2 separate regions of the Homo sapiens genome follow, and region 1 is linked to region 2. Evidence: chromatin loops called from intact Hi-C (ENCODE). Cell type or tissue: heart left ventricle. All regions are shown on one strand. Links, peaks and the distances in the headings refer to the core of each region. The heading gives the core; the rest is flanking DNA. Region 1 overlaps LDLRAD4 (low density lipoprotein receptor class A domain containing 4). Region 2 overlaps LDLRAD4 (low density lipoprotein receptor class A domain containing 4).

Region 1 (12,165 bases), core at 1,930-9,929, 180 kb after region 2:
TCATAAGGCTTACATTCTAGAAAGGGATTTCCCATAAGCAATGAGTCCCACCACCAGGCACATTAAAAATATAGGGAAAAAAATGGACCTTATATTTTATAGAATGTCTTACCTTCCTGAAAATTCTCATGTATTTCTTCACTTCATGTTCTTTGACATCAAGTGAAGCCTGACAATGAGACAGAATAAGCATCACTAAAATCACAGATGAACTGAGAAAACATGGCGTCTCGAGCGGAGCAGGGCATCCTGAGGCCAGAGGCTGAAGCTGGCATGCCAGGTAGGGGGCTCTGGGCATCTCCCAGCTCTGCCACTGACTGTCCCCCACCAGGGCTGGCTCTGAAAACACACAGGTGTCACCCAAGCTTCTACTGTGAATAGATACCCAAGCCCCAGCCATTAACATCCAGCCCCAAAGAAGAAACACACAAATGAGGCACACCCTTGTCAAAACAAACGCAGCCAGACAGGTCCACCACTGCAGAGCAGCTCCTGCCGCGACAAGCTCTGCTTCCCAGACATCATCACAAAGAACAGTCACAAGTAATTCCACTTACCTTTTACACTATACAGAAACTGATGGGAGTTCTCGGAAATGGCCCAACAGGAGGTTTGATGTCACGAACGTAGAGCTTGAACCGCTAGAAAGAAAGATGAAGAACTTCTGTGAGCCATGTTTCTTTTTGTGTGTCCCCCTCTCAAGTTTCAAAAACAGTTAAATATTTGAGGGCTGTCACGAGAAGAGGCATAAATATCAAAATGAATACAATAAAAATGCAATAATAGGCATCAAGTAATAAAGGGAAGGAAGAGAGAAGAATTACAGCACAGAATTACCAAACTGGGACAAAATCCCCCTCTGCCTCCACTCAGTCACAGGGGCACCGAGTCCTCATCTGTTAAAGGACACACGCTTGTTCCTGCAGAGGCACGGGCCTCCTCTTTGATGAGAGGCCAAATAACAGATAGTATCCCTGTTGGACTGGTCTTCTTAAAATTCATACACACTCTAAAAGCTGTGAAAAGACCATCTTCTTTCACGACAATCCAGTCTCAAGACAACATGGGCCCACCTAAGACGGGCAGGCCCCAGTGATTCCTCTGCTGAAATACATGTCTGATTTCATGGAAGAGGCAAGCCCTCTAGCAGTGACACTGCTGGGATGGTAACGTTCGTGACTCTGCCTGCAAGGCTGCCTTTACCTGCCCACCATCCTGTTAGGAGAGTGTCCTCCCAGCTGGTGCTTCAGATTTTGTCCATTCCATACAACCTGTCACTGGCATCCCCATCCCAACTGAGTGAGCATGCTCTGTGGGCATCGCACCGTCCCAGGTGGAGCGCCGGGTATCCTCGGGTGACCGCCTCGAGCTCCAAAGCAGTTTCAGGTGAACTCAGCAAAGCTCGGCCTCAGACACCACAAGCGCCTCTCAGCACCCCGCCCTCCAGTGTGCAGGACACACTCTTGTCCAAGGGGGACTAAGCCACCATCTGTCTGGCTTGTGTGCTGCAGTTCATTCTCCAGGAGGCTCGTACCCCAAAGCGTGCTCCTGCCATATGCCACTCCTGAGTGATCAGCCCATGTAAAGACAGCCGGATAAAACACGGCTGCACCTAGCTAGAGGAGCCTGGGAGATTCCTGCGGAGCTCTACCCCAGCCAAACACCTCCTTCCCATCAGTGTTGGGAGCCTACAGACATTCCTTTCTCCTCCTGTTTCCTGCCTGCTGAGAGATGAAAACAACCCACTGCTGATTTTCCAGATCTTAGTTTTTATTCCTCCACTGGGGCTGCTCTCACCAGTCTTCCTAGGACGCAAACGCTCAGATTTCTTGGGAACGGAAGTCCATGAAATAACCAGAAAGGTACTGTGGTGGGCAGAATTCTAAGGTGACTCCCCAAATTGCTTACACCCTGTACAACTCCCTCCCCTTGAGTGTAGGTGGAAGCTGTGATTGGCTTCTACCCAACCGAATACCACAAAGAATGCTTCTCCCCACACCAGGCGACCTACATAGGAGTCCGCAACGAGGGAGTGACAGACTCCCTTGCTGGCTTGGAGAAGCGAGCTGCCACCTCATGATGGGGCCTGTGAGGGGCCACTTGGCAAAGCACTACAAGGGCTCCCCAGGACCTGAGAGCAGCCCCTAGCTGACAAGCAGCAAGGGAACAGGGACATCAGTCCTGCAGTTACAAGTCAATGAATTCTGCCAGCAACATGAATGAGCCTGGAGGTGGATTCTTCCATACTCAAACCTGCAGATGGGAACACAGCCTGGCCAACACCTTGACTACAGCCTGACCAGAGAACCAACTAAGCCATGCCTGACTGTGGAGCCTTGGAAACTGTGAGATAACAAATGAGTACTGTTTTCAGCTCCTAAGTTTATAATAATTTGTTACACAGCAACAGAAAACTGATAAATGTAACTTAGTAATTAGGCCAGGTACGGTGGCTCATGTCTGTAATTCCTGTACTTTGTGAGGCCGAGGCGGGTGGATCAGGATGCCAGGAATTCAAGACCAGCCTGGCCAACACAGTGAAACCCCATCTTTACCAAGAAATACAAAAATTAGCTGAGCGTGGTGGTGCACACCTGTAGTTCCAGCTACTCGGGAGGCTGAGGCATGAGAACCACTTGAACCCAAGAGGCTGAGGTTGCAGTGAGCCAAGATCGACCCACTGCACTCCAGCATGGGCGACAGAATAAGACCCTATCTCAAAATAAATAAATAAATAAAATAACTTAGTAATTAAATATGGGTTACATAATATAAAGCATATATGCATATACTAAACGCATACACATCTGTACATTAGAGCAGGCCTCTGCCCTGCCTCATCTACCAAAAGTGGAAATTCATTCTCCTACTCAACTTTTAGCTCCTTGTGGGCAAAAACCACATCCCCGTCATCCTGGCATCCCTAACACTTTGCAGAGTATGTGGCACATGGGAGGCCTTTAACATTTTTTTTATTCTTAATTTTTGTGTGCACATAGTAGGTATATGTATTTACAGGGTACATGAGATGTTTTGATACAGGCATATAATATGAAATAAGTAAATCATGCAGAATGGGGTATCCATCCTGTTAAGCATTTATCCTTTGAGTTACAAACAATCAATTACACTCTTCAATTTTAAAATATATAATTAAGTTATTATTGACTACAGTCAGCTTGTTGTGCTATTAACATTTTTTTAAGTGAGCCAAAGTAATAGAACTATGATTTGCCAATGTCTAGTCACAAAAAGGCCACAGCAACCGAACTTATTCAAGCCTTCAGAGTAGAGCCCATAGCTCTGAATTTCAAAATAGGTTGAAGATATTTGGCTTCATGTTCTACCCCAAAAGAATGAACACACAACTTCTCCAGCACTGATTTCATTTTACCAGTGAACCTGAGTCAGTGCTTAAAATGTCACTCAGTAGTTATTACTTTTGTCAAATATCCTTGCCACTTCTCTGGCATCTACTTATCTACAGTTCAAGGTTAAAAACAAAAAAGCTCCCTAAGAGAATTTCCAAAGTAAGAATTTGTGACTCATTTTTAATTTTCCATTAGTATCAATAAATCTTTCCTTCCCAACTAAAGTGACAAAACCTGTATGGGTCAAAAGACCAGGCTCTAATTCTAAAACAAAATGCCAATCCAATTTCCTGGCAACCTGTTTCAAAATTTCTTCTGGATTTTTTTTTTTTTTTGAAACAGGGTCTTGCTATGGTATCCAGACTACAGTGCAGAGGCTGCTCACAGGCACAATCATAGCTCACTGCAGCCTCAAACTCCTGGACTCAAATGATCCTCCTGCCTCAGCCTCCCCAGTAGCTAGGACTACATGTGCACACCACCATGCCCAGCTCTTTAAGATACTCCATTTTTAAACTGATGATTTTTAACTATTTTAATCAAGACTTTAAGCTCTGTTGAAAATAATAATTCAACACATACACAGTTCCTGCTACCCAACATTGTGTCTATTTTACATTCCAAAGGGACTACTTTTAATAACAGTGATATTTGAAAATATTTAAATCAATACAATTACTTAAAAGAGTACAAAAGAAAAACTTTATTCATTACAGAAACCTGTCACACTCCCCTGAAATCTACATTCAGGACTGTATGATATATTCCCACTTCTTCATCAATCACTCAGCAAACGTGATCATCGTCTCCACGCTTTCTCCCTCATGCTTAGCCTCGCAGGCAGCAGGATTCTCACACCCAAGCCAAGAAAAACTAAAAACAGCAGTTCCATGACACGAGGCAGAGAACTGCAACAAATTCACCTCTTCCTTTCAGCATAACTTTAACTCTCTAGCTGTGAAAATAGACACTGACCTGCTGCTTAGCATCCCCTGTGTAGGGGCCAGCAGGGAACTGGAGGGGTCACTGGCCGACCCCTCCCCAGGTCCAGCCAAGAGATCAACGGCTCCAGGTTACAGCACAAAGACAGACCTGATGCCCCATCCAGGCCTCCTCCCTCTGTTTTAGTAAACACAGGCTTTTTCCATAACCTCACCAAACACAACTCAACATCAAGCCCAGGCCTCCAAGAAAGAAGGCTGAGCAGAAACACTAAGCCTCCCGGAAGGAAATCAAGCCTTCAGAAGAAAGGTTCATTCAAGAGGAAGCCACCGAGGAGAGCCAGCAAGCACAGCCGCTCGCTGAGGAGAGAAGAGAAGGCACTGGCTGAGCTCCTCACACGCCATACCCTATGGCACCAGGCATCGGGGCATCCACACGTGGGTTTCCAACAGCAGGGTCCTGTGGGGCTGCCGATCTCACTAACCCTAAACCACCTCCTGAATGACACGTCCCAGACACAGCTGTGAGCCATGGGCCCCTAAGAAGCAGAGCAAGAAGAGGCAGAGTGGGTGGAACTCCTGAAAAGGGACAGGCACCACCTCCCTTGCACCAGGACAGGACTGCATGAGGGGCTGGAGGATGGAAAACCCTGAAGGGAAGCAGGCGCGCTTATTCTTCATCTTTACGGTGTTCTCACTCTCTAAGGTAAAGGAAGATGGGAAATTTGTTTGGGCAAAAGTTGAAGAGAAGCCTGGCCGCAGGCTTCTGGCCTTTCTGGGGAGCAGGACTCACTCCAGCTGGTGGCTGGGTCCTGGGAAGCAGAGCCATTTAAAACACAAGGGGCTGGGTCCGGCAGCTCACACCTGGAATTCCAGCACTTTGAGAGGCCAAGGTGGGAGGATAGCTTAAGTTCAAGACAAGCCTGAGCAATATAGCAAGATCCTGTCTCTATAAAAAAGAAAATATTAGCCGGATGTGGTGGTGCGCACCTATAGTCCTATCTGCTCAGGAAGCTGAGGCGGGAGGATCTCTTGAGCCCAGGAGTTTGAGGCTGCAGTGAGCTATGATCACACCACTGCACTCCAGCCTGGGCAACAAAGTGAGACCCTGTCTCAAAAACAAATAAATTAAACACAAGGAGGCCCAGAGACAGAGTGAAGAGCCATCTCAGGAAAATCATAATGGGACAGAAAACACACGGAGCAGCTGGTGACATATGAAATAGAAAAGAAAGGCACCCTTCCCAAAACCAACCTTGCTTTATGATGTTTTTTTCAGAAACATTGCAGATGGACCCACCCCATCACCACAGATGCAGTAACCCACCTGATTTTTGCATCAGGGACAGTGTCACATCATAAAATGCACGTGTGCATTCATTCATGCATTCAACCTGTAAATGCCACATCGTTTTTGTTTTGACAATTTTCTAACATCTTTACTAGCTGATGCACCACAGCTCCCTAGCTTCTCTCTCTCTCACAGGACTACATTATTCTGAGTAAATTGAAGCCAAGACAGACTGACCATAGGTGCGTCTTTCCTAGGGCCTCATCGGCCAGCACCAGGAATCTGCACTCACTGGGTCTGGCCTCAGTGAAGAGCTAGCGGTCATGGTAACCCCAGTCAAGAGCAACAGGAGGTCTCCAGCTGTCCCTGAAGTGTCCCAGCTGGGTCTACAAGGCTGCCATGCAGAGTGACCATGCACTGGCCATGGCTCCTACAGGCTGCATAATGCCTCTGTCCCCGCAGCAGCCTAAAGCATGACCGCCTGTGTCCTAACAAAGCTGCAGCAAGCATTTCATCAGCGCCTTTCAGATTCGAGGAACACATACGGAGCACGCGGCATGGGGTGATACCCAGGGACACTAACGCGGCCAGGAGGAGCGAGACAGAGGCGAAAGCCAGGCACCGTCTGGCAGCTGTCTCGCTGTGTTTGAGTGTTCTTCTCCCCAAATAGAAATGAAAGTCTCTTCAAACCAGATGCAACAGTAAAGTGGTCCAATTTTGCTTGCCGGGAACGAACAAGGAATGGCGATGGCCACCCGGCAAGTCCCCTCTTCTGGAGCACAGAGCACCAACTCCGGCCATTGCTGGGGCACAGTTCAAGTGTCCAGTCTCTTCAAAGACCTGAGTCCCACGACAACCCTCTAGGGGATTTCTACCTGGACCAAGGCAACCCAGACCCCGAGCAGCTGCCACACACAGGTCAGGAGCATCCCTCAAAGTCAGCACTGAGGGCCAGGTGTGGTGGCTCACGCCTGTAATCCCAGCACTTTGGGAGGCTGAGGCGGGTGGATCACGAGGTCAAGAGATCGAGACCATCCTGGCTAACACGGTGAAACCCCATCTCTACTAAAAATACAAAAATTAGCTAGGCATGGTGGCATGCACCTGTAGTCCCAGCTCCTCGGGAGGCTGAGGCAGGAGAATCACTTGAACTTGGGAGGCGGAGGTTGAAGTGAGCCGAGATTGTGCCACTGCACTCCAGCCTGGCAAAGCAAGACTCCGTCTTAAAAAAAAAAAAAAAAAAAAAAAAGCACTGAACAGGAGGGTGGGGTGGAAACTGACTTGCTGGGAGCAGTCCCTGTACCAGGGCTGGTTCAGCTTTTCCCACCCTCTCCCTTCAACCAAGATCTGTCAGTCAAAGCAAAAGCAGTCTATGTGCCTAATGTCAACTAACACTCTCTTGGCTCAAGTGCTCAGGCAGCAAAGTTCAGAGGCCCCACCTCCTGCGCGTCAAAAATTCCAGAGCCATCTACAGGAAGACAGGACAAGGCCAACCTCAGGGAACGCTATCGGCATTCAAGGACTTCACGCAACAGGGGCTTATCAGATAGTGAACATGCCAGGCCCTGTGTCAGATGCTGAGGACATCACAAGGGGAAGAACACTGAGAAGAGGCCTTCGACCCGGACTCTTTGGTCTTCATTGGTAGCTAAGATCTCCTTCGGCAGACTCAAAAAGACCTCGTGAACTAAGTACCCAGAAAGTGCGCTGGAAGCCCCCCAGTGGGAATTGGGAAATGGGCCTTCTACAGGCTCAGAGGGTCCCTCTCCACCCTTCGCTTTCACACAGGCACTGAACGCCTAACGTCACGATGCCAAAGAAATGGACGATCCTACAGTCGTCTACATCAGCAGCAAGAAATCATTTTGGTTACAGTCACTTGAGTCTTAGCTAACCCTCATTAGAGTCTCATTATTTAAGTGTCAATGGTATAATAGGACAGTTCTATATTAACTAGAATGGTTTAAAAATCATGACACCCTATTTCCCAGCATTTCTGAATGGCAAAATGTTTACTGCTCACTGGTGTATGTGTTTAGTTGTTGTTTAGGTAAACTGAGCCAATAATAAACATATATTATTGGTCGTTCTCCTCCATTAAACTATGTTTGATCTTTCCTCTGTAAATCCCCCATAGTAGTAGTCACTGTGTACTTTCACACATTTCAAATGCAATATGTACACATGTATGCATATATACACAGATAATATCCAAATACATATGTACACAAACACACTCTGGGTTGTGGTATTTAAATACACACACACATACATATCACATGTATAACTTTTTAATTTCTAAAAACAATACTTAGTCTCATTATTTGAAATACATTTTCTCTTCCCTTCTGTCAGAGATCACTTCTTTAGTGCTGGCTGTGGTCTCCGCTCCTGCAGAGTTCTAGCCTCCCAGTGGAACCTGCCGACGCCCTGAGGAAGGATCCCTCGCAGCACAACCATGCAGGGTCCAGAAAGCAGAAAGCAGCTAACTGCATTCCGCTCTAGCCAAACAGAACTCACCCCATCTGTATCATCTACGCATAAACTTTGCAAATAAAGTCCTGGATCCAGTACTCTGAAATAACTTAATGAAAACACATTCTACTGCTAAAGTACCTTTGCCTTGGCTTCCAGTGCTGTGATACACTTGTACGCGGTAATGCAAATAGGCCTGGAACGAGCATACTTTGCCCTCTCGACCCGGCCAATTCAGACTCTACACATCTGTAGTGAGCCCCAAGGTTCTACATTTCCTTTTCTTTTTTTCCTTTTCTTTTTTTTTTTTTAAGAGACAGAGTCACCCAGGCTAGATTACAGTGAAGCCATCACAGCTCATAGCAGGCTCTGCTTCCTGGGTGCAAGTGATCCTCCCACCTCAGCCTCCCATGCAGCTGTGATCACAGGTAGGCACGCCACCAGGCCCAGCTAATTTTTAAAATTTTTGTACAATCAGGATCTTGCTGTGTTGCCCAGCCTGGTCTCAAACTCCTGGGATCAAGAGATCATCCCACCTTGGCCTCTCAAAGTGCTAAGATGTCAGATGTGAGCCACCATGCCCAGCCTCCACATTTCTAGCAAGCCCCCAGGAGACACCAGCACAGCGGTCCAGTGACACGGCTCTAGACAGCCCTGGTGTGTTTGCAGATCAAGGTAGCCTGCCTTGACTCCTCTACAAATACTTGTTCAAATCCACAGCAGCAAGAGCCTGCTGTGAAGGCAGCTATTCGAGTGATACCCATAAGCATGTTAACATGGATGTCAGGTGACGGACAGGGCCACATGGGAGGATGGAGGACAGAACATCCAAGGGGATACCAGGAGGAAGGGGTCGAAGAAGGCTGTGAGGACACTGAGTTTGAGAATGAGACCATGCCTGCTGCAGAAACCTATGAACCATTCAAGATGAAAAGAACACATCTCTCTGGAAGGAACTCCCACACTGCCGACTCAGACTGACTCCAAGTGTGAGCACATGACGTCGGACAGCTCGCTAGGGCCCCAGCAGGCTGGGAAACAGGCACGGATGCTACCAGCAGAAGCCACCACGCAAATGGGCTTCCCCTCAGGAAAAAAAAAAAAAGATCATCTACCCCGGTTCATTTGAAAAGACACAGATGCTCCAAATATTCCCACATTAACGGATCATTTTAATTGAAAATAGAGACATGCTTCTACTACCTCATCAGAGCACTAGTTCAGAGCACAATATCTGATTGTAAAGATTGTCACTGTGTGTAAGCCAGCTGCTTACATTTCATTGAGCCAGTGTTTTAAAAAATTACCAAGTTCCTCTTCATTTTACACCATTCTTAGAATATTTCCCAGTATTTTCTCTATGAGACCACTGAAAAATAACCATTGGCATTGAAATCTTGCTCAGCTTGGGAGCCACTATTAACTAGTTAAAGTTTGGACATGCTGCTCTACAAGCTACTAAATTAATAAGGGTAAAAATAAACTTCCAGAAAAGGCAAACCCTACATTAGTTCAGCCCTCTCGCATTCAAAGACATGCAGCCTTTCCTCATTCTTGTGGGTTTCATAAACTAAGAAGCACAGAACACTGTAAACTGATTTACTGGTTTCCATACATGCTGCCAAATTTCCACTTCTGCAAAACCAATTTCAATCAAACAAAAACCCTAAAGTTAATCTTCTAGTTCCTCACATGGTCCAATTTATTCAGAATGCAGGGTAAAAAGTTGGAAGACAAGAAATCAATTGTTGGCGAATAATGTCAATGTTAATTTACTGTCTTCATTTTTTAAATCACTACTTTGTCTCAGGATCATTTCCTCCTCCAAGTTCTGGAAAGTCTTTAAAAAGTGGACACTGCCAAACAATGGCCTTGTTATAAGCCAAAGTTTAGTTATTTTAAGGCATTTACTTTACTGCCTTTTAGCTGAAGTTCTCATGAAAATCTTTCCAAGCCACTAACTTTGTTAAGAATTTTTACAGGTTTACAATATAATACTGCATAGCTTCTAAACATTTCAGGGTTTTACTCTGCCCATTACTTTAGCCTTTAAGAAAGCAGCGAAGTCTGGAGTTAACAACTTAGGTAAGAGAAAGGGACGCCAAGAGGGGAAACGCTGGCAGTGACTTAACAAGGCTGCATTCCAAGGGAACAGCTAAAGGGCAGCCTGCGGTGTGAGGCTCCTTGTAAGAGGTAGCAGAGGCAGTCTGAAGGCACAGCATTTTGCATGTGCTGACTCCCTAAGAGATCTCCCTTCCTCTGCCTTCAGTAGCATGCTCAGATGTGCATATAAAGACCAAGAAGCCCCATATTTTCAGATGCTCAGATGAAACCATCTCCCACTAGGCCAGAATCCCAACAGGGGAGGGAAGCAGGGAGAAGAGTCAAGCCGAGGGGGGAGGAGGGTAAAGGAGGAACTGAGACTAAGGAAAACGGATAGAGAGTCCAGGACAGACTGGCAGGGGAGGCGGAGTGGGCACCATCTGCAGTCCATCGACAGGAACAAAATATTCTGCCCTGGGACAGGAAAACAAAGGAAATCAGTAGAAAACTATAGTCTTAAACTTAAGAGGAAAATATCTCTCCAGGCACATCTTGGAAAGTACAAGAGTTTCAAAAGACTAAAAAGAATGTGTCAAGCCAGGTGCACTGGGGGTAGTAGTTGTCGTCCCAGCTACTACAGAGGGGAGGTGGGAGGATCGCTTGAAGTGAGGAGTTCAAGTCTAGCCTGGGCAACATAGTGAAGCCTCATCTCTAAAAAATTGTTTTAAAAGAAAAAGAAACAATGCATTGGTCTGCCCATGTTACCTTAAGTCAAAGCTCAGGAAGGACAGTGGGTGACTCACAGTCTGTGCCAGTTCTCATGGCATGCAAGCTGTCACCAGGGGCCCCAGGAAAGCTGCTGGACAATCCTTACATGTGCGTGATTTCCAATCAGCCAGCCAGAATGCGGGGCCCCAGCCTCTGGCTGAAACCTTCCAGAAAAGCAAAAGATGAGAATGAACAAATGAAGTAGCTGGGTTACACACGACGTCTGAAGTGAGGCTTGCTCATCTCAGTTAGACAGCAGCAGGAGCTGGATCTGAGCGAAAACTGACGGCTGATCTCATACATGCAAACACCAAACACTGCAGAGGTTGTTTACAGAAAGTGAATTAGCATTCACAGGCTATGCCCCTGGGCAGCTTCACTATCCTGATCAAACTGTCCCCGTTCTTCTCAAATTCCACCACCACATGTGACAGGTGGAACGGGTGATGCTGGTTTTAAAATAAATGAGATAGACCACTCTTCCAGTAACTGCTAAGGCTGCAGGCCTGTGTGCACACACTAAAAACAATACAACACAGACACACACACGCGTGAAACTGACCAGTGATCAGAAGTAGAGTTTCCAGACGTTCCAAACATTACTTTGATAATTTTTAAGTGCACAGCAAAAAAAAAGTGTATCACTCTACATCTACATAATTACATACCAAAAAATGTTTCTATTAGAATTATTTGGCCCTTACAAGTGAAAGTACATTTTGCAAAGATAGGTGTCACTGAACTGCTAAAGCAATGTTAGCAGTCGCATTCATAATTCACAAGTGCAGTCTGAGAATATTTTCACAAACCTCTCCCTTGCCACCATTACCCTGTTGATTCTAACCAAGACCTAGGCGTGAACTCAGAAAATGCTGTTCTTTCACAAAGAGATTCCACATGAAAGGAGATCTAGCCTTCAGTCGACGTAAAAGATTTTCTACCTCACTGGAACATAAAATTGTAACTCTTAGTATTACTCTTACTCAGAATTCTGTTCATTTCAACTCTCTTCCTAGTCAGTGACTTGCCACCTCTGAGGCTGTGACTGAAACTGTAACTTACACTCGGAAGGCAGCTCCAAGGGTAGTGTGGGGACAGGACTCCAGGGATCTGCCCACGGGTCTGGCCAGGACTGCGGTGCTGGGCTTGCTTCAGAGCAGTTCCCTCTCCTCCACGGAGAAGCCATCGCCAGGCAGCGCCTGAGCGTGGAGGCCCTGCGGCAGCCTGCCTTCTGCCTAAGACGGTCACTATGCCAATTCAAAACAAAACAAAACAT
Region 2 (12,165 bases), core at 2,739-10,738:
GCCTAGGCAAGAGAGTGAGGCCCTGTCTCTTAAAAAAAACAAAATAAAAGCTATGAATTTAGGAAAATAATGTTCATTAACTACTAGTTTCAAACATGTCCCTATTCTTATAATATACTGTATCCTTGCAAAGCACCTCTCCTTTGTGTTCCTCTTCAAAAGGAAGCTGGAGAAACTGCAGTGAAATGACAATGACCATGGCGTGACGACGTGGGGGCAGTGGCCCTGGCTCCAGCTCAGTCACTGGCTGTGGAACATTAACCATGTGACAGGGCTGGAGCCAGGGTATGACCTTGAGCGGAAACTTAGGGTATGCTTACCTTGAGTTTATGCACCTCTAACGATGAGACTAGGCTACGATTCATATACTTGCTGCTGATGTAAATATCCTGCACGTGCTCCTTAAAGCGCAAGCACTGCCTGAGAAAATGTAGACCTGGAAGGGTTTTCTTCTTTTTATTTAAGCAATATCTTTCTATAGACAAAGCCATATGTATCTCTTCCCTATTGCTGCTATAACAAGCTATACAAACTCAGTGGCTTAAAACACCGAATTTGACCGGGTGCGGTGGCTCACAGCTGTAATCCCAGCACTTTGGGAGGCTGAGGTGGGCAGATTACCTGAGGCCAGGAGTTTGAGACCAGCCTGGCCAACATGGTGAAACCCCATCTCTACAAAAAATACAAAAATGAGCCGGGCGTGGTTGCGGGCACCTATAATTCCAGCTACTTGGGAGACTGAGGCAAGAGAATGGCTTGAATCCAGGAGGTGGAGGTTGCAGTGAGCTGAGATCACACACTGCACTCCAGCCTGGGCGACAGAGTAAGACTCCATCTCAGGAAAACAAAAACAAAAAGAAAAAAAAAACACCAAATGTTATTTTTTAATTTTTCTTTCTTTTTCAGACTAAGTCTCAGTCTGTTACCAGGCTGGAGTGCAGTGGCACAATCATAGCTCACTGTAACCTCAAGCTCCTAGGCTCAAGTGATCCTCCTGCCTCAGCCTCCGGAGTAGCTGGCACCACAAGCATAACCTACCATGCCTGGCTTTTTTTTTTTTTTTTTTTTTTTTTTTTTTTTGGTGTAGAGATGGAGTCTCACTATGTTGCCCAAGCTGGTTTCGAACTCCTGGCCTCAAATGATTCTCCCACCTCGGCCTTCCAAAACCAAAGTGCTGAGATTACAGGCGTGAGCCACCACACCTGGCCTTAAAACACAAATTTGTTACTTTACAGTTCTACAGGTTGGGAATCCAAAACTAATTTCACTGGGTGAAAATCAAGGAGGTGGCAGAGCTGTGTTCCTTCCCAGAGCTCTAGGGGAGAATATTTGTTTGCCTTTTCCATCTTCTAGAAGCTGCCCACATTCCTTGGCTTGAGGCCCCTTCATCATCTGGAAAGCCAGCAATGGCAAGTCAAGTCCTTTTCACATGGCATGGCTCTGATCTCTCTTTGGTGGTCACCTCTGGTTCTGAGCACAGCTGGGAAAGAGTCTCTGTTTTTAGAGGACTCATGTCTCCAGGCCTGCCTGGATGGTCCAGGATAATTTCTGCAACTCAAGGTCCTTAGCCTTAGTCATATCTGTAAAGTCCCTTTTGCTAGTAAGGTAACATATTCACAGGTTCCAGGGATTAAGAAGTGGACACCTTTTGTTGGGGGGCATTATTCTGCCTACCACATCTTTCATGCAATTAGACAAAACAAACAAAACAAAGCAGTGAATGTTTCAAAATAGGCGCAGAGTTGCTCACATGAATAAATAATGCATAATTTTCACCTGGGCACATGCTTCAACCTGGCCCTGGCTCACAAGTCTGGTCAGGCAGGACACCCAGGATGGTGCTTGTGGAAAGATTTACGCACAGAAGACTCATTCCCCTTCCTCAGCCACAGAAGCAAAGTCAGGTGTGTACCACACCTGCTAACACATAGTGCTTCTAAAGCAGCGCGCCGCTCTACTTCTTAGTTGCTAAATTTGTTTTGCGTGAATGGCATTTTGAATCCTCATCACGCAGAGTCAGCAGAGTGGTGTAGACCCCTCCACGGCTCCTGCTCAGCATCAGCAGCAGGCTCCTCATCCGTGCTTCCCCATGCCCAGGCCCTGCGCGTTCTGCAGGCTGTAGTCTTGGTCCAGTTAGGAGACTTGCCTTTACCACACTTTTCAGCAAGAAATGAATTGGCCTACCGAACTCACCATTAGGAAAAGCAAAGAAGTCATGAGAACACGTATGAATGACCACCACCATGGTGCTGGGATACATCATTTTCCAAGACCATTCATGGACCTGTTCACTCCATAGGCAAACACTGATTAAGTATTTGCCACATCCCTGGGGCAGTGAAGGACAGGAAACTCCCTGAGCATGGTCCTGCCTTCATGGAGCTTACCACCACAAAGAGCAAGTCAGACCAGCACTGAAATAAGCACACTGCACAGGGGAGCGGGGGCCCAGGTAGCGAGGCAGGGGGAGCCGCCTTCACAGCAGAGGGCCCTGGGATGCTTGGGGAGGGCCTGTGAACCACGGGGAGAAGTGGTGGTGCCGTGATGTGGATCTATCTACAGGCTTTCCTCCACGGCACCTGGCTTGTGTACCCCACAGCCCTGTTACAGTCTTCTGTTAGAAGGTCGGGTGCGTCAGGCCTCAGGAAACAGAACTTCCCCAACCTTCTCCTGTCCTTTCTGTCCGCCTTTCAGCTGCCAGGCAAAACATCTCTCTCCTCCAGCCTTTCCTGTTGCTCATACGATCCTCCTCAGAGAAGGCCCCATCCCCACCAGCGGGGAAGAAAGCTGACATCAAGAAGCGCCCATAAAAATCCAAGAGGACAGGGTTCAGGGAGCTTCTGGATGGCGGAACATGCAGAGGCTCTTGGAGGGGGGTGCCCAGGGAGGGCACAGGACTCCACATCTTCCCCATGCCCTGCCCCACGCAGCCCTTCATCTGTGTCCTTTGCAATATCCTTGGAGCAAACTGGTAAATGTAAACATGTGTTTCCCTGAGTTCTGTGAGCACCCCCCAGCAAATTAATCAAACATAGCAAGGGGGTTGTGAGAACCCCAACCTGAAGCCAGTCGGTCAGAAATTCCTGAGGCCTGGACTTGCAACTGGAGTCTGAGGGGCAGCCTTGGGGACTGACCCCCCGGCCTGTGGAGCTGACACTACAGCAGGTGTCCACTGCTGGGCTGTGGGGAAGCCCCACACACTAGGCCACAGAAGTGTTCTTCTATGTGGATGACTGTTCTCTGCTCTCACACCAGAGGAAAAACACAGGGTGAGGGTTTTCCCCAGGCAGACAGAAATCCTGGGAGCTGAGAAAGGAGGTGAAGGAGGAGTGGAAGGAATTTTGGATAGCACTGTAAGCCACAGAATCTAGAAAAAACCACATATCCCAAGAAAAATGGGTGGCATTGTTCTGCTGACCTATGATTTACTGAGCCTGAAGCTGGGGCTCAAACCCGCACTGATAGCATACATTGGTTCATGTCTGCAAATATAATAGTTTCCCATTTCTATTTATATAAAATACCCTTTTAAAAAGCAAACTTATTATGAATACATGTGTATCTGATGGATTTGTGTGTATATGTGCATGCACATGGACCCTGCACTGGACATTCAGGGACCAAAAATAAACAAAACACAGACCCTCCCTTGGAGGGATTTACTCATAATCTAGTAAGAGAGAAGTCATTAAACACATAATTAAAATCCAACATGATGTGGGTTAGAGGAATCCAGGGGCAATACAGGAGCATCATAGAAAGAGAAAGAAAGGAAAGGCAACTGGCCACTGAGGCGTGGAGAGGGCCTGGATAGCGTGACGCACGCCCTTCACCAGAGCTGCCCAGGGAAACCCTGGCAAGGTGCACAGGGAGCAGGAGGGAAGGCGAGAGAGGGCACCCCGGTCAGGAAGGGGCACCCCCGTGTAGATGTGGCACGCTCAGGAAGGCAGGCAGACGGCGGGGGGACCATGCTAACACTCAGGCTCCCACTTTCAGGCAAAACGTGTACATGCTCCTCGTTCCCCACCACAGCCAGTCATTTTGGTAATTATTTATTCACACCTCAAACCACAGCACCTGACACCTGGAACTCTGCCCTGTTTCCTGCCTAGGAGTCCGTGACAAGATGTCCCTTAGTTCTTGGAAGATGTGTTCCTGCCACAGCAGTGACACATTCACTTCTCCTCCATATGCTGGGAGCCAAGCAAGGACACGTTTCCTAACAATGCAGACAGCGCGGGACATGGCGGGCGCTCCTGCCAGAAGTCCCGGCAGGACTTCTACATGGAATTCAGGGCAACCAGACTTCGGAAGCTGGGGCTCTGAGTAAAACAGACTAATAAACAGGCTTGTATTTTAAATGTTTGCTTTCTTCATAATCTTAAAAATATACAACTGCAATTTATCATCCATTTATCTTAGCACCACCAAGAGTTGCTCAATTGTATGTTAGATCACCAGAAATGGCACCCGGTGTGGGGCTGAATGCAGCTGAAGGGGAGGTTGCCAAGCCCCCGGATATCTTCCCTGGGGCTGTGTGGAAGGAGGAAGCCAGATGCACAGCTCTGCCCCAGCCACGGGGAGGACATGACTTGGCCCCCTCTCCACCTTCTGCCTGTATCTCAAGTGATCCGGCCCAGCTCATCAGAGGGAATGACGACCCACCCTCAGAGCCGTCCAGGCTGTGGGGGGATGCTGAGCTGCTCCTAGTGTCTCCTCTACCTGCTCAGCAGGAGCAGGTGCCCCTGCAGCCTCCAGCCTCTTCTCACCATGGCTACCCAAGGGCATCTCATGACCTTTACGGGCCTCATAGATGTCACATCAAACCCAGGAAAAAGCACCACATCCCACTTGAGACAATGAATTGCAGGTGACTATTTGACAAGCCATCACGTTTTGTCAACATTTAATTAAATGTGTGCATTTTAATTTGGCAGTTTTCGCTGCCTATCTTGGAAGCAGAATTTTTTTCAGGTCTGCAATATTTGCATAAGCCCCCAAAAAGCCTGGAAACCCCAGGCCTCCTGCCTAAGTGCCCACTGGGTAAAATGACCTGTCTGCCAGCCCAGCCTGAGGAACATCCCTGGTCCTGGTGCCAGGACACCTGGTGCCTCTCCCAGGCAGCACCTATGCCCCCTCCCCAGCCCCCAGCTCCTGCACATACAGGTGTCCAGCATCCACCAGCTTCGCCTCCCTTGGAGGGACACCCTTTGGACTGCCTAGCTCAGTGACATGTTTGCAGGGTTGTGATCATCCACTCAACAAACGCGGACTGAGCACCCACCAGGGCGCATGCCCTGCTCCCGCCGCAGGTGATCCAGCACTGTGCGCAGCCAAGTGGGATGCCTGATGAATGAACACATCAGGACCAAGGCTGCTGCTGAGGGCTTGGAGTGGTCTGATCTCCAAAGGCAACATGACATCCCACACATCCCCATTCATCAGGGACTGTCACAGCAACACAGTGCCTCTCTGCCCTCCAGCACCTTCTGGACCAGGCCAGCCCCTTTCCCAGCTCATCTGTGCCTGTGCCCAGACCTGTGGCTCAGGTGGATGGCCATCCCGGGCCAGGCATGTCCTGCTGCTACCCTCTCTGCAGAGACAGGCATCCTTCAGCGTGGACAAAGCCACCCACCTGTAAGCAGATAGCCTCTGGCTGCCTTGTCTACTCACTGAGTGTATGTTTCATCCGATGGATTTCCCCAAAGTAAGAGCACGAAAATAAGGAGTGAGGTGCCTGGCTAGTAATAAGGGCAAAGATGATGAAGAGAATGGAGTCATTTCCCAGGCCGACCCAGGAAGCAAATGGAAGACAGCACTGCAAGCCAGACACTCAAAATTCCATATTATTCACAACTTAATATAATGCACTTAAATCATCCCTTTAAATGTGGTATACTGGAATTCTTTCACAAATTTAGACAATGCATTTGGAACCCCTTTCTAGTGCTCAGAAACTCCAACTAGATAAACATTAACCACAAACAGGATAAAATCCAATTTATTTTCATCAAACGACTGCACCCTGTTATCATTGCTAACATTCCCTCCACGTGAACACTGAGTCTGCTTGCGCATCTAACAGTCAGACAAAAAGGGGTCTTATATCATCGCAGAGCCAGAAAGACAGCACACCTTATAAAGGAGGCAGGATGCCCCTTTTGGAGAACACCCCGGCAATAAACAAAACCACCATGAGAAGCTGGGTGTGCACGGCGCAGCCTCCGGCTCTGTCCCCGCAGTCGGCGGCAGCGCCGGAATGAACATCTGCAGTGTGAACACGGCGCCCATTAGCTCCCGCAGCCTGTTAGCATATTTTAATGCTGTGATCACAGCTTTCTATTTCCATCAAGGCGCCACGAGGTGCTAGACTCTGGATCACACATTGCGTCATTATTGTCCCCACTGAACAGATTACACAGCAGTACTGGGGACGGGGCTGGGAGGTAATGAGGGGCAACAGAGGGAAGGGCAGGTGGAGCACCGGGCGCCCTGCAGAGGATGGGTGGGCACTGCTCAGAGCTGGGGCTCTCATCTCAGCGGGGGCTCAAAGACATCGCATGCCCTGATCAACGTCTCTCTCAGACACCTGAAAATAATAACACTATTTACAAAGAAACACCTCTCTTGGCTAAATGTTCCATCTAATATTTATCTCATTAAAGTTAATAACAGAGGTCAAGTCACCATTTCAGAATGCTTTTTTTTTGCGTCACAAGTGACTCCAGGGATCAAACCTGCCTTCCTTGCCGGCAGCTGCGAAAAACCAGGCTTGAGGTGTTAATAAACCAAGGTCACTACGGAGTAGCGGAGCTGCTGACTCTTGATTTTAACTCATTCCTGTGATACAAAAAGTGCACAAATCCATTGTCATGTATGACACAAACAAGTTTCAGGGCTGGGCCTCCAAGAAAAACATCATGAAGGGTCCTGCTCCTTTCGAACCTCACACCCCAAGTTCACACACAGCAGGACACCAGTTCACGGGCCTCCTCATTTCCAAAACGCGAGCACGTGCACGCAACCACAGGCACACCAGGAGCAATGCAAAACAAAGTCCACCATCATCTGTTTTCAAAGGGCAAGATACCGGGGTCCTGCTTCTTTTAAAACGATGACTGTCCCTGTGATTCCTGCATTTCATTTGCACATGATGCAAATCCCGTGACCTCACGCTCGCTCATGTGCACCCCTGCGGTGCTCCCCATGCTGAGCAGAGCACAAGCCCATCTCTGTGCCCTTTCTCTCCCTGGTCATTTGCACTTGGAAAGCAGCATTCCATGTAGCATCCCCCGTGGTCCCCCTCACTTGCCCCAGGACGTTGCCTCTGGCCTTCCTGGAGGTTCTCGCTGGGGGTCACCCCTCAGGCTGAGGCTGGACTCATTGCCACTGACCTCCTTAATCCTAAGGAGGGGTCCGATGAGTTCTTATCACATATGGTTGTTCTAACAATTAAATGAGATGACTCAAGTAAAGCACTTAGCAATTAGTAAACACGCGACCTGGTGGAATTGTGGAGAGAAGTTCATACACGCAGAAAGCTCTTTTGAACACTGCAGAGCATGACCAAGATGCTGACTGTCAGGACTGCAGATCCCTCCTATGTCGGTATTTTTCCAACTCCCCAGCCCCAGGCTGACTCATAGCAGCAGCTCTGCCCAGGAGCAAGGACTCCCGCCTTCCTCCTTTCCAGCTTCAGAAGAGTCTCCTCCTGTGCACTGGAGTTCTTCCGTCCACATCTCCACTCTCTAGGCTCGATCCTACCCTCGCAGAGACTTGCTCACAGGGGTCCTCCTCTCTCTCTAGTGCACCCACCACCTTTGCTGAGCTATCCCTCTGCCAGGAGATAGCCCCAGACTCCTCCTCGCCCCCCTCCACGGCACCCAGTCTGCACCCGCTGCATCCTCCAAGCGCTGCAAGGAGGGTGGCCAGGAGCCGCCGCTGCCACCGTGAACCCCAAAACTGGGGACACCACACTGGGACCCTGCTGTGCCGGGCACACTCTGACTTCCCTCCCTATTCATCTCCTGCTGTGGCTTTCATGTGGATTCCTCCAAACCCTTTTTTACATAATCCCAAAGGCACAGCTACTGGGGACCTGCCCCTCTGACAGCCTTCCTAGCTAGGCCCAGTCCCTACTCTCAGGGGCACACGCCACGTTCACCATAGGCTGCCTACTCTGCAAGGGAGGGTCCTTCCGGGTGATTTCCTCCTGCCACCCTGACACTGCCTAACCTGACAAGTTGGTGTGAGGACAGGGTCTAGTGGAAGGAGAACTGTCCTAAGAAATGGGAAGCACTGCTAGGCTCTGAAAGTTTTTGTACTCTCTCCCCACCCCCAAAGTCATATGTTGAAATCCTAACCCCTGAGTGACAAGCTTAGGAGGTGAGACCTTTGGGAGGCATTCAGTCATGAAGGCAGAGCCCTCAGGATTGGGATTCATGCCCATGGGAAAGAGACCTCAGAGTGCTTCCTTCCCCTTCTGCCATGTAAGCACATAGCCAGAAGGCACGGTCTGTGAGCCTGGATGCAAGCCCTCGCCAGACACTGAGTCCGGCAGCACCTTGATCCTGGACTTCCCAGCCTCCAGACATGTAAGATGCACATTTTGATTGTTTATAAGCCATCCCATCTGTATTAGGCCATCTCTTGCATTGCTATAAAGGAATATCTGAGATTGGGTAATTTATAAAGAAAAGAGGCTTAATTGGCTCTGGGTTCTGCAGGCTACATAAGGAGGCATAGTGTTGACATCTGCTTCCAGGGAGCCTCAGGGAGCTTCCACTCATCATGCAAGGTAAAAGGGGACTGGTATCTCACACTGGGAAGCAGAAGCAAGGAGTGAGGGGGGAGGTGCCGTACACCTGAACAACCAGACCTTGTGAGAACTCACTCACTACCTCAAGGACAGCACCAAGCCACAAGGAATCCGTCCCCATGACCCAAACACCTCCCGCCTGGCCCCACCTCCAGCACTGGGGCTTACATCTCAACATGAGATTTGGAGGGGACAAATAGCCAAACCATATCACAGTCTATGGTATTTGGTAATAGTAGCCCAGACAGACTAGAAACATACATATTAGGACTTCTGCCAAAGACTATTTTTGTGACCTTGAAGTGGTCACGTAATCTCAGGCTTCAGTTTCCTTTCCTGAGTGCAGAACTAAACTAAGCCATCTCTAAGGACCTTCCGGCTATACAACAGCTTTGTGTCGTAGCCTCTCTTGCTCAAAAACCTTCAATGACTTCCTTCATGAAAGAGAATGAAAGCGATCTGGCCTGACATCCCTGGCTTTCTAGAATCTGACCCCACCTACCTTTCTAGTGGTGCTCCTCAAAGTCAGCCCTCCCCTCCCCGCAAGCTTCCATGACAAGCCTATGTGGCATCCCTGCCCAGGCGTCTCCCCACGACACTCCCCCTGAAGAGCAGGGGTTCTCCAGACCCTGCCAGCCCATGATGGTGGCCTCCCTGAGCACCCAGGCTTAGTAAGATGTTCCTTCTGTCCTGCATACTGGCACTGCAGATACGTGCCACAACTTTGTGGGCCTTCTCAAGGACACCACTTAGCACTGGACAGAACAAAGCTGGGAGGCAAAGCCTCCGTCTCACACACACTGCACCCTCCCATGTCACCTAGCCCCTGCAGCCCTGCACCTGCCCATAGAGCCCAGCCCATGCCTCTCACGCATTCAATACTCAGAAAAATACCTTCCATGAAGTATCCCAGAGATGGGATGTTTTGTATTACTCAGCATATAATTTTCCACAAGTGACTACCCCAAACATGTTTTCTCTATAACACCCTCCAGCCCCCTGTCCAGACATAATCTTTCAACAACTATTTCTCCTTCAACAACTTATGAAAACTAATCAGTCTTGGGATCTTGTGTGTTTTTTTGGGGGGGGGGGTGGGGGGAGAGAAGCTAACTGCACTGGCCCCAGGTCCTGTCATTTCCAGTTAACGTCTCCTAACATGAGAGCAGACACTGAACCAGAAGGGTGAGAGGAGGCAGCAGCCGCTGATCTAGAGGCCTCATGGGGCTTCAGTGGGAGGCACGGGTAGGCCTGGAAGGGCAGGGTCTCTGCCAGCCTTTTAAGGTCAGATTGGCATTTAAAATTCTGGGTTCATGCCAACCCCTCTCACCAAGGAAGAAACAATACTCAACACTTCTATCTCCAAAGCCTATGCAAATGGAAGAGCGAACTCTCTCGGTAATGTGTTCCTTTGGCTGTCCTTCCACAAAAAGTCACGTGAAGTCAAGACACGGGCTTACATCCCGTGATGGAAGGTCCATCATTTTGCTTGATTGGCTCAGCCACCACCCCGGCCCCATGACAGAGAGAGCGGTTGGGCCTGAACCCACCACCTGCCCAAACCCAGACAGGGAGAACAGCTGGCATGCAAGGGCCTGCGGCGGTACACCCTACCTGGAACCATAGCTGACCTTCCCCCAAGATCTAAGGGTAAAAGGCCTGAAGTGTAGCTCAAGTTCCTTTTTCTCTGAATTTTTAGAATAAAGCAAATAACAGATGCCCAACACCCTCCACTAACAATGAAGAGATAGATAAGGATGAAGGAGATAGCGCCATGGCAGAGCCATCCACAGCAGACAGCCTGGCTCAGGGGCCCTCTCCGGAACAGGTGCACGCCCGCAGGAAGACAGGGGCCTTTCTCAAGGAGGCAGGGCAATCTGAGATTCTCCTCTCCCAAGCACACGTATGAGCCTGGGGGTCACCCCACTGAGCCACCAGTCTCTGAAATGGGGAGATGCACTTTATGGTCCCAAGATTTTAAGTGTCACTTAGCACAAGGCTCCCCTTCCAGGCCTCATGGCTGGCAGGAGAAGTGCTGATGCCCACAGCCCAGCCCCCTGCCATGTGCCCCTTCCCTACAGGCCATCCCAGGGAATGAAAAGTTTCTGCCCTGAGTGGATGGTCCTGGTGTGAACAGCAAGCAAAGGGTCTAGGGCAAGAAGGTGCCCCTCTAAGGACAGCTGGACCTTCCGGAGGACCACGGCAATTTTTCTAGGAGCTGTCTGGAAAAAGGACAGACTCACTCGCTGCTCACTACTGCAAACTCCTGAAACAAGATTTCTTTCTTCCCTCTCCAGTGATTGTCTACTTTGAAAATATTTTTTATCTTTGATCTCTGTTTTCTTTCTGGGAAGGAAGCAAAAAATATCTTCTTTTCCCTCTGTTATTAGCTCTTGGGACAGAACAAGAATGGATGAAGGAGTGAAAAAATGATTACTGCAAAGTTTAGGTTGTTGGGGTTTCTTTCCCATGTTAAAGCTGCCATGACTGAAAGAGGCACCAGCCCAGAGGATGAATCCAGAAGTCCAGCCCTCGGAGGGTCACCCACCTCTGCAGTCCACGACGTATCTCATGGCAGCTTTAGACTTCAGCTTTATTTCTTCAGTTACTCAAAGATGGTCCCTTCCAAGTTTCACCGTAGTACCCTTTTGGATAATTTTTTTCAAGACCAAGACGTGATTAGCGGCCATCAAACCAAGCGACAAAGCACCTCCCAGCCGAACGGCAAGCTGCTGCGTCACCTCCCGCCTTATCGGTGGTCCCCCAGCCTCCGCCCCCCAATCTCATCTTTACCTCAATATCTCCTTCCCGACTCCCACCACACTTACACTGGGAGTCTTCATGAGCAGAAACTCACTTCTGACATCACATAAACTCCATCCCCGCCACTCAGAAAATAATTAGGAAGACAAGCATCACGACTACGCAGGCACCCAAGCGCAGCCAGGCAGGCGCTGGGGATTTTTTTACCCGCTTTCCTACAGCTCTGCCAGTTGTGGAGCTGCCCGGAAGAGACCCAGCATGAAGAAATTCGCAGAAATTCATAAAAAGAGAAAGCAAGCCTGGTAAGCCTCTAAAACCCTTGCAAATTAAGAGGCTAAATGAACAGTCAAGACCAACGGTTTCCACAAGAGCAGTGCTGAGTGTGTTAATATACACAATTAACGCAGGTCACCCCGCGGGCTGCATTCCCGTCTTAAGCACACACGACAACATCCTCCTTTTCACCCCAGCTCCTCTCCGGCCTTTGAAGCCTGGGTCTGAAATATATCATTCTGCATTCTGGGCAGTACGGCTTAAATCAATAGTGTTATCATCCTACAACTGTCCTTTCACGCTCTCCCTAA

What was found. Peaks named below come from ENCODE experiments on the same cell type or tissue, not always from the same donor. Only the 100,000 strongest peaks of a DNase experiment are listed, where the experiment ranks them.
Region 1: it touches region 2 in a loop (2.2-fold over the local background); 5 of 110 quality-filtered maps call a loop at or near these places.

Annotation. Positions count from the first base shown.
Region 1 is chr18:13,266,581-13,278,745 of GRCh38, reverse strand. LDLRAD4 (low density lipoprotein receptor class A domain containing 4) reads right to left here. Exons shown (of 7, transcript NM_001378100.1): 2 at 558-641. Among named protein-coding and RNA genes, the nearest start is that of C18orf15, 33 kb to the right of the region's middle. RefSeq lists an enhancer at 5,657-6,156 and a silencer at 10,082-10,376. In heart left ventricle, for the core only: no CTCF peak of the experiment used is centred there; DNase peaks (open chromatin) are centred at 6,171 and 9,105; H3K27ac peaks cover 3,702 bases.
Region 2 is chr18:13,448,075-13,460,239 of GRCh38, reverse strand. The region is part of intron 4 of LDLRAD4 (low density lipoprotein receptor class A domain containing 4); the gene reads right to left. It overlaps MIR5190 (microRNA 5190), which reads right to left and starts at 293; the gene lies at 214-293. RefSeq lists enhancers at 3,999-4,644, 4,645-5,288. In heart left ventricle, for the core only: no CTCF peak of the experiment used is centred there; a DNase peak (open chromatin) is centred at 6,268; H3K27ac peaks cover 4,366 bases.